3 separate regions of the Mus musculus genome follow, and all the other regions are linked to region 2. Evidence: chromatin loops called from intact Hi-C (ENCODE). Cell type or tissue: heart. All regions are shown on one strand.

The links. A loop is a pair of places that touch in the nucleus more often than their neighbours do. Peaks named below come from ENCODE experiments on the same cell type or tissue, not always from the same donor. Only the 100,000 strongest peaks of a DNase experiment are listed, where the experiment ranks them.
Region 1: a loop joins it to region 2, with 3 times the contacts of the local background. A loop is called at or near these places in 6 of 42 quality-filtered maps.
Region 3: a loop joins it to region 2, with 2.2 times the contacts of the local background. A loop is called at or near these places in 6 of 42 quality-filtered maps.

What each region holds. Positions count from the first base shown.
Region 1 is chr10:39,450,284-39,452,783 of GRCm38, reverse strand. The region is part of intron 2 of Fyn (Fyn proto-oncogene); the gene reads right to left. Among named protein-coding and RNA genes, the nearest start is that of Fyn, 82 kb to the right of the region's middle. In heart, no CTCF peak of the experiment used is centred here; DNase peaks (open chromatin) are centred at 1,483 and 2,194; H3K27ac peaks cover 1,241 bases.
Region 2 is chr10:39,169,243-39,171,742 of GRCm38, reverse strand. It overlaps a transcript of Ccn6 not described here. Among named protein-coding and RNA genes, the nearest start is that of Ccn6, 6.7 kb to the right of the region's middle. In heart, CTCF peaks have their summits at 470 (motif pointing left) and 1,374 (motif pointing left); a DNase peak (open chromatin) is centred at 392; H3K4me3 peaks cover 994 bases; H3K27ac peaks cover 441 bases; H3K27me3 peaks cover 303 bases.
Region 3 is chr10:39,810,657-39,813,156 of GRCm38, reverse strand. The region is part of intron 9 of Rev3l (REV3 like, DNA directed polymerase zeta catalytic subunit); the gene reads right to left. Among named protein-coding and RNA genes, the nearest start is that of Rev3l, 80 kb to the right of the region's middle. In heart, a CTCF peak has its summit at 1,444 (motif pointing left); a DNase peak (open chromatin) is centred at 1,456.

The sequences.
Region 1 (2,500 bases), 280 kb before region 2:
AACTAGCCCCAGGAGTGATGTCTCTGCATATGAAACCAGAGGTGACAACTTCAGGTAGGTCAACTTAGTATCTGGCTACATCTTTTATTCCAAGCTCTGCGGCATCTATGATGAATCAGGGTCATGGTAGACAGGGTTTGTCCATATCCTTTTTATCCAAGCAGCTTTGTCAAGGGGTGACCGGGTATCTTTTGCCAAAAGCAAACAAAAAACAGGATAGCTATCCCTTTTCAAAGTGAAGAAAGCCTAATGATTTCCTCCAATGAGCATCAGTAACCAGGGCACAGTGACCAACTGTTTGGGCAGAAATTTACCACTGGCAGCATTTTCCACATCTAACATCATGTCAAGTGACTCTCAGGCCATGTGGCAGTGTGTTCTTCCTCTCCAGTAACTCCCAAGGCTGAGCTATTTATCTACTGTAGGAACGAGCGCTGGACCTAGCACATAACTCTTTTATACTACAGCACATTTATCGCCATCTCATTAGGATTTGGATATATGCTTTTAGTTACCAGTAGAAACAACTAACGCATAACAAAGAGTGGTTTGTCTTCTGCATCTTTGTGCAGTCGTGAAGGAGTAATGCTGATTTTGTGGGCACTCCCACACAACAGTGCATAGCCCCCTTTGTACTCTCTGTTTCTAGGGAACACCAAGGCTGTGCATGACATCTGAACACACTATGAACAGGGATGGTTCTCATCAATGCAGGGTTATGCTCAATTTCTTCTTCCTAAGGGAGCCCTCGCATACACTTCCCCAGCCACCGTGCCTTAAGAGCAGGGCAACAGTCCCTGAAGGGGAGCCATCAGGATGGTTTAGGGCTTTGCAGGACACTAGCCCACTGACAGGACCTTTCACAGGAGTTGTCAAACCAAGCTTTCCCAGGTGACTGCTGTGAATACTCTGTGTATACTCAGGGTGGAGACCCCCAGACTCTTGCCAGTGACCGAGTCAACAATAAACTTACAGGTCAACATAAGCCAACGAGACAGAAGAGTTTACTTACTGGGAGCTTCCTGCTCTTCTGGGAGGATCTCTTTTGTCCGGTGTGTGTGTGTGTGTGTGTGTGTGTGTGTGTGTTTGTGTGTGTGTGTGTGTGTGTGTGTGTGTGTGTGTGTGTGTGTGAGTGATATGCCTGGGACGTTCACAGCTCTGCTGCTGTAGCCTGGGGATGCATGCTGCTGGTCCTGGAGCTAGGGAGAGCACAGGGAAGCAAGCTCAGTGTAGATGAGCCCAGCACCTCTGAGTTCCCATGCACTCCTCACTGCTTAGGTCTCCGTGAGTGGAGGAGCTCTCAATCCTGAGTAAGGTTATAAATGAGAGAGAGTGGCAAGGCCCTGGTCACGCCCCTTTCTGAGGAGTCCAACTCTGCAGAGCTTCATTCTGTTCAGGGAACTGACCCAGCAGTGCCCTGGTTACGGTGACCGTCTCGTGTCTGCATTTCCAGAAGCTTCCAACTCAGCTGGACTCAATCTGCTAGCGGATATGCTGAGCACTTCCCAAATTATCTTAACCAGAGTGGCCACTGGTTGCCTTCCTGAGAAGTCACATGGATGTCATTTCCTGTAAAGACAATAGGAGACTAACTGCTCAGCCCCAGCCTCCAATAGGGAAGGTATGTAATTACTGAAGGGTAAATAAGGAAGAGCTTGGGGCTTCTGGATCTGCTCCAATTACTTGTGGGATCCGGTAGGTGGGTGGGTGGGTGGGTGGGTGGGTGGGTGGGTGGGTGGGCTCCCTGGTCTGGAAAAGATCTGAGGGCTGTATCCTCTGCAGGCATTTATACCCTTTCACATGTTGCTGGGTCTCAGTAAAGACCCAGATTTCTGAGGAAAGCAAGCAGACTGGCCATTACACAGAGCCACATGTGGCTTCAGTGTCATTTTGATTCCCATGTAGGAGTTGTGTATAGTTGTGGAGGTCGGGAGTGTCCCACAGACAACTCTGGTGTTTCCTTGCTTGTCAGCCCCATTGGGGAGAGGCCTATGCTGGGATTTACCTGATTCTGTGTCTGTTGTGGTGGCCTGCTGAGAACGAGTCTTCTGTCAGGCAGTGAGACGCTGCTATCTGCCTCCCTCACAGCTTCTGCCGCAGCTGCCCACCTCTCAGACCCTTTCTGCTTTCCCTTCCCTGCCCGCTTCCCTACTTCCAATTTCCCCAGTCCCAGCAGCATCCTGTGCCATCAATTCAAGCTGCCCTGCTGCCATTCTGGCTTGCGCCTCATCCGCTACCTTCAGCTGGAAGGCAGGACCTCTCCTTGGTCACTGCTGTGTCCCAGTGCTTGTGCAGATCCTGGCATGGGACTAAGAGAGTGTCTCACGGGAGCTCCTGCTACTTCCTGTCTCTGGCTTCTCTCCCGCCTTACTGTATATATGAATATTTAGGGCACAGGCTGCTTAGGTCCCAACTACAACCTGTCATCTGGGAAGGATTTATAGCCTAGACCCATACTTCAAAAGTGAGAAATGTTTTACTGTGGCTAAGAAGCTTGTGA
Region 2 (2,500 bases):
AACCAAAAGGAGAGATGGACCCCCGCCCCGCCCCAGCTCCACTATCTCATTGTCTTTCTGCTGCTGGTATATTATGTATCACTACTTGGTAGTACTTTAAAACAAATGTGGATTTAAATGATTTAAATATTTCAAAGGCTACAGCCGCTGTTCAGAACGCAGTGTGTAATGATTCTCATCACAGAGAAATCTGATCTTGCTATGGAATGAAAAAGCCGAATGTTTGCGAAGGAGCAATGCACGTTCCCTACCCAGCCAAGGACTTTTTGTAGGGATGGAAAAGCCTCTTGCAGCAACCATCCTAGCGCTACTGCAGGAGTCTGGGCGAGATGGCGGCGGGGCTCCTCCCACCTCTGCGGCAGCAGAGATCAATAATGCAAGGCTCTGCGGCAAACGCGCGCCTCCTTTCTTCCCTGACAGCGACCATAAGAGCCTTCGGCTGGAACATTGACCCGTTGCGCCATCTACCGACCACCAGGGTCTAGTGCAGCTTTGAGCTGGAAAGTCCGGAAACAGCGTGAAAGCTGCATGGGTGAAGGGAGTTTTCAACACCTAATCTCATTTAAGAGGACAAAGAAAAAATAAGTTTTTTCTATCTGCCTGTGAAAAATAACACGAAGGCTTGAAGCTCCCAATGCCCATCATCACATGAAATATAGACTTGTTAGGTTTTTTGCAACATGTCTTAGGGTTACTATTGCTGTGATGAAACACCATGACCACAAGCAACTCCGGAAGAAAAGGATTTATTTAGTTTACAGGTCCATGACTGTCCATCGTCGAAGGAAGTCAGGACAAAAAACTAAAGCAGAGCAGCAACCTGGAGCCCAGAGCTGATGTAAAGGCCACAGAGGAGTGGCATCTTACCAGCTTGTTCCTTATGGCTTGCCCAGCTGCTTTCTTACAGCACCCAGGACCACCTGCTCCGGGACGGCACCGCCCACAATGGACTGGACCTTCCCCATTAATCACTAATTAAGAAAATGCCCTACAGCCTTGCCCACAGCCCCATCTTAGGTAGGCAGTTTTTTCATTTGAGGCTCCCTCCTCTCCGATGGCCCTAGCTAGTGTTAAATTGACATAAAATTAGCTAGCGCACCTGTTATTTTGAAAATAGTCTGTTTTCTACATGATCCAGGATAAAAGAAAGCCCTGTACAAGCTTATATGACCAAATTTGAATTTCAGGTTAAAAACCAACAATTAGTATAAGCATGCCACATATACGTTAAAGCATCTCACTGGGCATCCTGTCATGATTATTACCTTTCATCTTGTTAGCCAAGGCTGACAGCCCTCTCAGTAAACCTGTCTACAGGTTTTACAAAGGTTGGTAGCTCTGCTTGGACTGCTCGAGACTGTGGCGCCCTCTTCTGGCTTCCATGGGCACTGCATTTGTGTTCTCCCTCCCCACACACCTTCATGACGCATTATTAAAAAACTCCAAGTTAAAAAGAAAGCCAGGAACAGCACACTGCATTTGCGTGCTTTTCTTTGCTTGTGACATTAGCTCCAACCGCACTCGGGAGCATGGTTAATGCTCGGTCCTCTCTTGCCCTCCCTCCTTTTCATGTGGCGGTTTTCTGTGTCTGTGGCTAATTAACTTAGCTCTCCTTCCCACTCAGCATTCCCTCTGCAAAAACAAATGACAGAGCGAATTATACCGCACGGACTTACATTTGGTCTTGCTTTTTTTACGCCCGTGGAACGAGGGCGCCTGCTTATTTTCAATAAGCTCTGACCCAGGCCCTATACAGGTGGCAGGGCAGGGCATATGTGGTTTGAGGGTTGCTAGGGACCTGGTTCATTAACAGCCAAGCAGAACGTTGTAACTTCTCCATTCCCCCTGCATGGGAGTGGCACTACCTCCCCTTGGCCCTCTCCCCATCGCTGGCTGCCTCAGGGACTGCACAAGTGTTCATTAACAAGGCTGCATACGGTTAGTGGAGGAAGGGAGAACATGCCTTCTCTCATGCCTGCTTCACTGCAGTCACGTAGGCAAAGCACTGAGTCGTGTTTTGCCCGCCTGTATGTCTGTGTGAGGGTATCGGATCCCCTGGAACTGGAGTTACAGTTAGGAGCTGCCATGTACATGCTGGGAATTGAGTCTTGTTGATGAGCAACCAGTACTCTTTACTGCTGAGCCATCTCTCCACCCACTCATGTTGGAATCTTGAAAGTAGAACTTGGTAAAATTTGGAGATACATTTAACAGAAACGCTCAATAATTAGTATAAGTAAATGGACACAACTCTAAATGACCAGTAAATGTCCTCAAGAATATACACTGTAAAAGTATCTTTTATTCGCCTGATCTAATTGTTCTCTTTGTGGCTTACTGCCCCAATCTGCTACTATGGGCCTAGCCCTGCCTGGAAGCTTCTGGCCTACATATAATCTAACCCAGGCTTAGAATGCTTTCAGCTTCTGGAACTTACTGCTGAATAAGCTCATGCTTTCTGAGGTCTGGCAGGCTGCTTCGACTCCAAGCTGCCTGATTC
Region 3 (2,500 bases), 640 kb before region 2:
GGAGGAGAAAAAGCATATATTAAAGGGAGGGGGAGAGGGAGGGAGGGAGGGAGAGACTGACTACACACACAAAATCAGCAGCTAACTGCAAGTATTACAACTAACTGGAAAAATAGTTTTTGCTTAGACATTTAAACTGACTTGACACTTAAATGCTTTTGATTTATTGGAAGTTAAATAGGAAAAATATTTTTATATAAAATATACTACAAAATAGTAGATCTAAGACAGAGTATTTAATCAAAACAAACAAACAAATAATCAAAACCCAGAAAACAACTTTCTAAAATAAGCATTTGGTTAAAAACAAATCCTGGTTGTCTGAAACCAATGATGATACAGATAATTACAAACAATGATCAAAGTAGTTATGGGGAAAGCATAAATACACAGTACAAAAGAATGCTACAGGTAAAAATGTTAAGTAATACTATCAGCAGCTTTGTGCTAAACCCTGGAAAACTCAGAAAATGGGTAATGTCTTAGGGGAAATGGTATAAAAACAGACTCAAAGCAGAACAGAAGAACACCAGAGCAGAGTTAAGTAGCTACTTTACAAGGAAAGCCCGTCAACACAATGCTAGCATCTGGAGGGGCTGGGGAGTTTAATCTATGAAACCCGAAAGAGACAGATGATCCCAACTTAATAAGACTTCTCAAAAGGGAAGCTGAAACCTTACAACTTATTTAATGAGGAAAGTATGGCTTTTTCACTGATACATACAATTCTAAGAAAACTATTAGAAAAATAAATAAAAATAAATAAATCAATTCAAAAAAACGTAACTCACCATATTAAGAGTATAAAAGAAAGACTAATTTCAATATATTCAGAAGATTAGTAAATCTCAATCTAATATTCATCATATATTAAGTGGCTACAACTTCTAGCAAAATAAGAATAACAAAGGCTACTAACCCAATTAAAGTACATTTACCATGATCCTATGTAAATTTCAGTCTTAGTGATTTTTAAAAATATCTCCATACCTGCAATGCCAACATTGAGAAGACAGGGACATAAAGACCACCCCAAGACCAGCTTGGCTTATACAGAAAGTGCTAGGCTCACCCAGGCTGAAAACAAAAATTAAAAAAAAAAATACAAACAACCTCAAAGAACAAAAAACAAGAAAGGAGGAAGAGGTGGAAGAAAAGGTGGAAATTGAGGAAGAGGACTAGGAGAAGAAAAGAAAAAGGGAAGGAAAAAAAGAAGTGCTGGGTTTGAAGACCCTGATCACCAAAGTTTTTATCCTGCATCATTGTTGATGTTGTGGCAGGCCATTAAGATATGAGAAAAAGAGGCTATGAGAGATGGTTCAGCAGTTAAAAGAACCGGCTACTCTATCAGAAAATTCAGCTTTTATACCTAGCATCCACATGGCAGCTGAAAACCATCTATACGCCCAGTTCCAAGTGGTCTGATGCCCTCTTCTGGCCTTCACGGGCACTGCAGACATGTGCTACTCACTGTGGGTGGTGCTATACCCCTGGAAGCTAAACAAGGACCTGGGTATAAGCCAGGAAGCAGTGTTCCTCTGTGGACTCTGCTTCAGTTCCTGCTTCCAGGATCCTGCCTTGAGTTCCTGCCCAGACTTCTTCATTGAGCAGTGATGAACTGACACCAGAATGAAGCCAACTCTTTTCTCCACAAGTTGTTTATCACAGAAAGAGAAAATCAAACTAAAACTAGGATAGACATTGGTCCTGAGAGTGGAGAGTTGCTGTGAAGGGACCATGCTGGGCTTGTGGAGGATGGTGGAACCATTCAGAACTTTAGGATGGTAAAGCCACTAAGTGCTTAGACCTAATGAGCTATGGTGAGCTTAGAAGGTAAAAACTGTGCAGAGAAATGGAGACATTGGGAGACATGGCTTCTGAAGTTTCAGAGGAGAGCTAGGAATCCCCCCAAAAATCTATTGAGGCCATTTGTGTGATATATTTTTATTAAGAATCTGTAGAAGTGTAAGACCTAAACCCTATACAAAGAACTATGGGCAACTGAGAAAAGCTGGAGGCAAGAGAGGTAGCCTTCCCTAGCGAAGAGCACACCAATTGGGTGTTCAGTACCAAACGGTCAACCCTGAAAACATACACACATCATACAGACTGAAAAGGTTATATTTAGAAATATACACGCAATAACAATTAGTGAAAAAAAAGAGGCCATGAATTTGAAGACGTATGGGCAGAGGCTTAAGCGGAAGGTTTGGAGGGAGGAAGGAGAAGGGACAATGTTATAATGTCACAAACACACAAAGGAATTGGTGCAAGGAAAATTTGTGCTTTACTGGAGCAGTGGATGCTGCTTAGCTGTGGCTGGAAATCCATCTATGATTAATATGTCATCAGCATCACGGGGAAGTGTCTTCTGGGAAGTGTTTTCTTATGTCAGCACATACAAGTTGTAGTGGTGGTGGGAGAAAGACTGCGTATCAAGCTGGCACCTAAAAGTTATCTCTGCCTGGTACTGGTTTTGAAGTCTTAAGCATCCTCCACA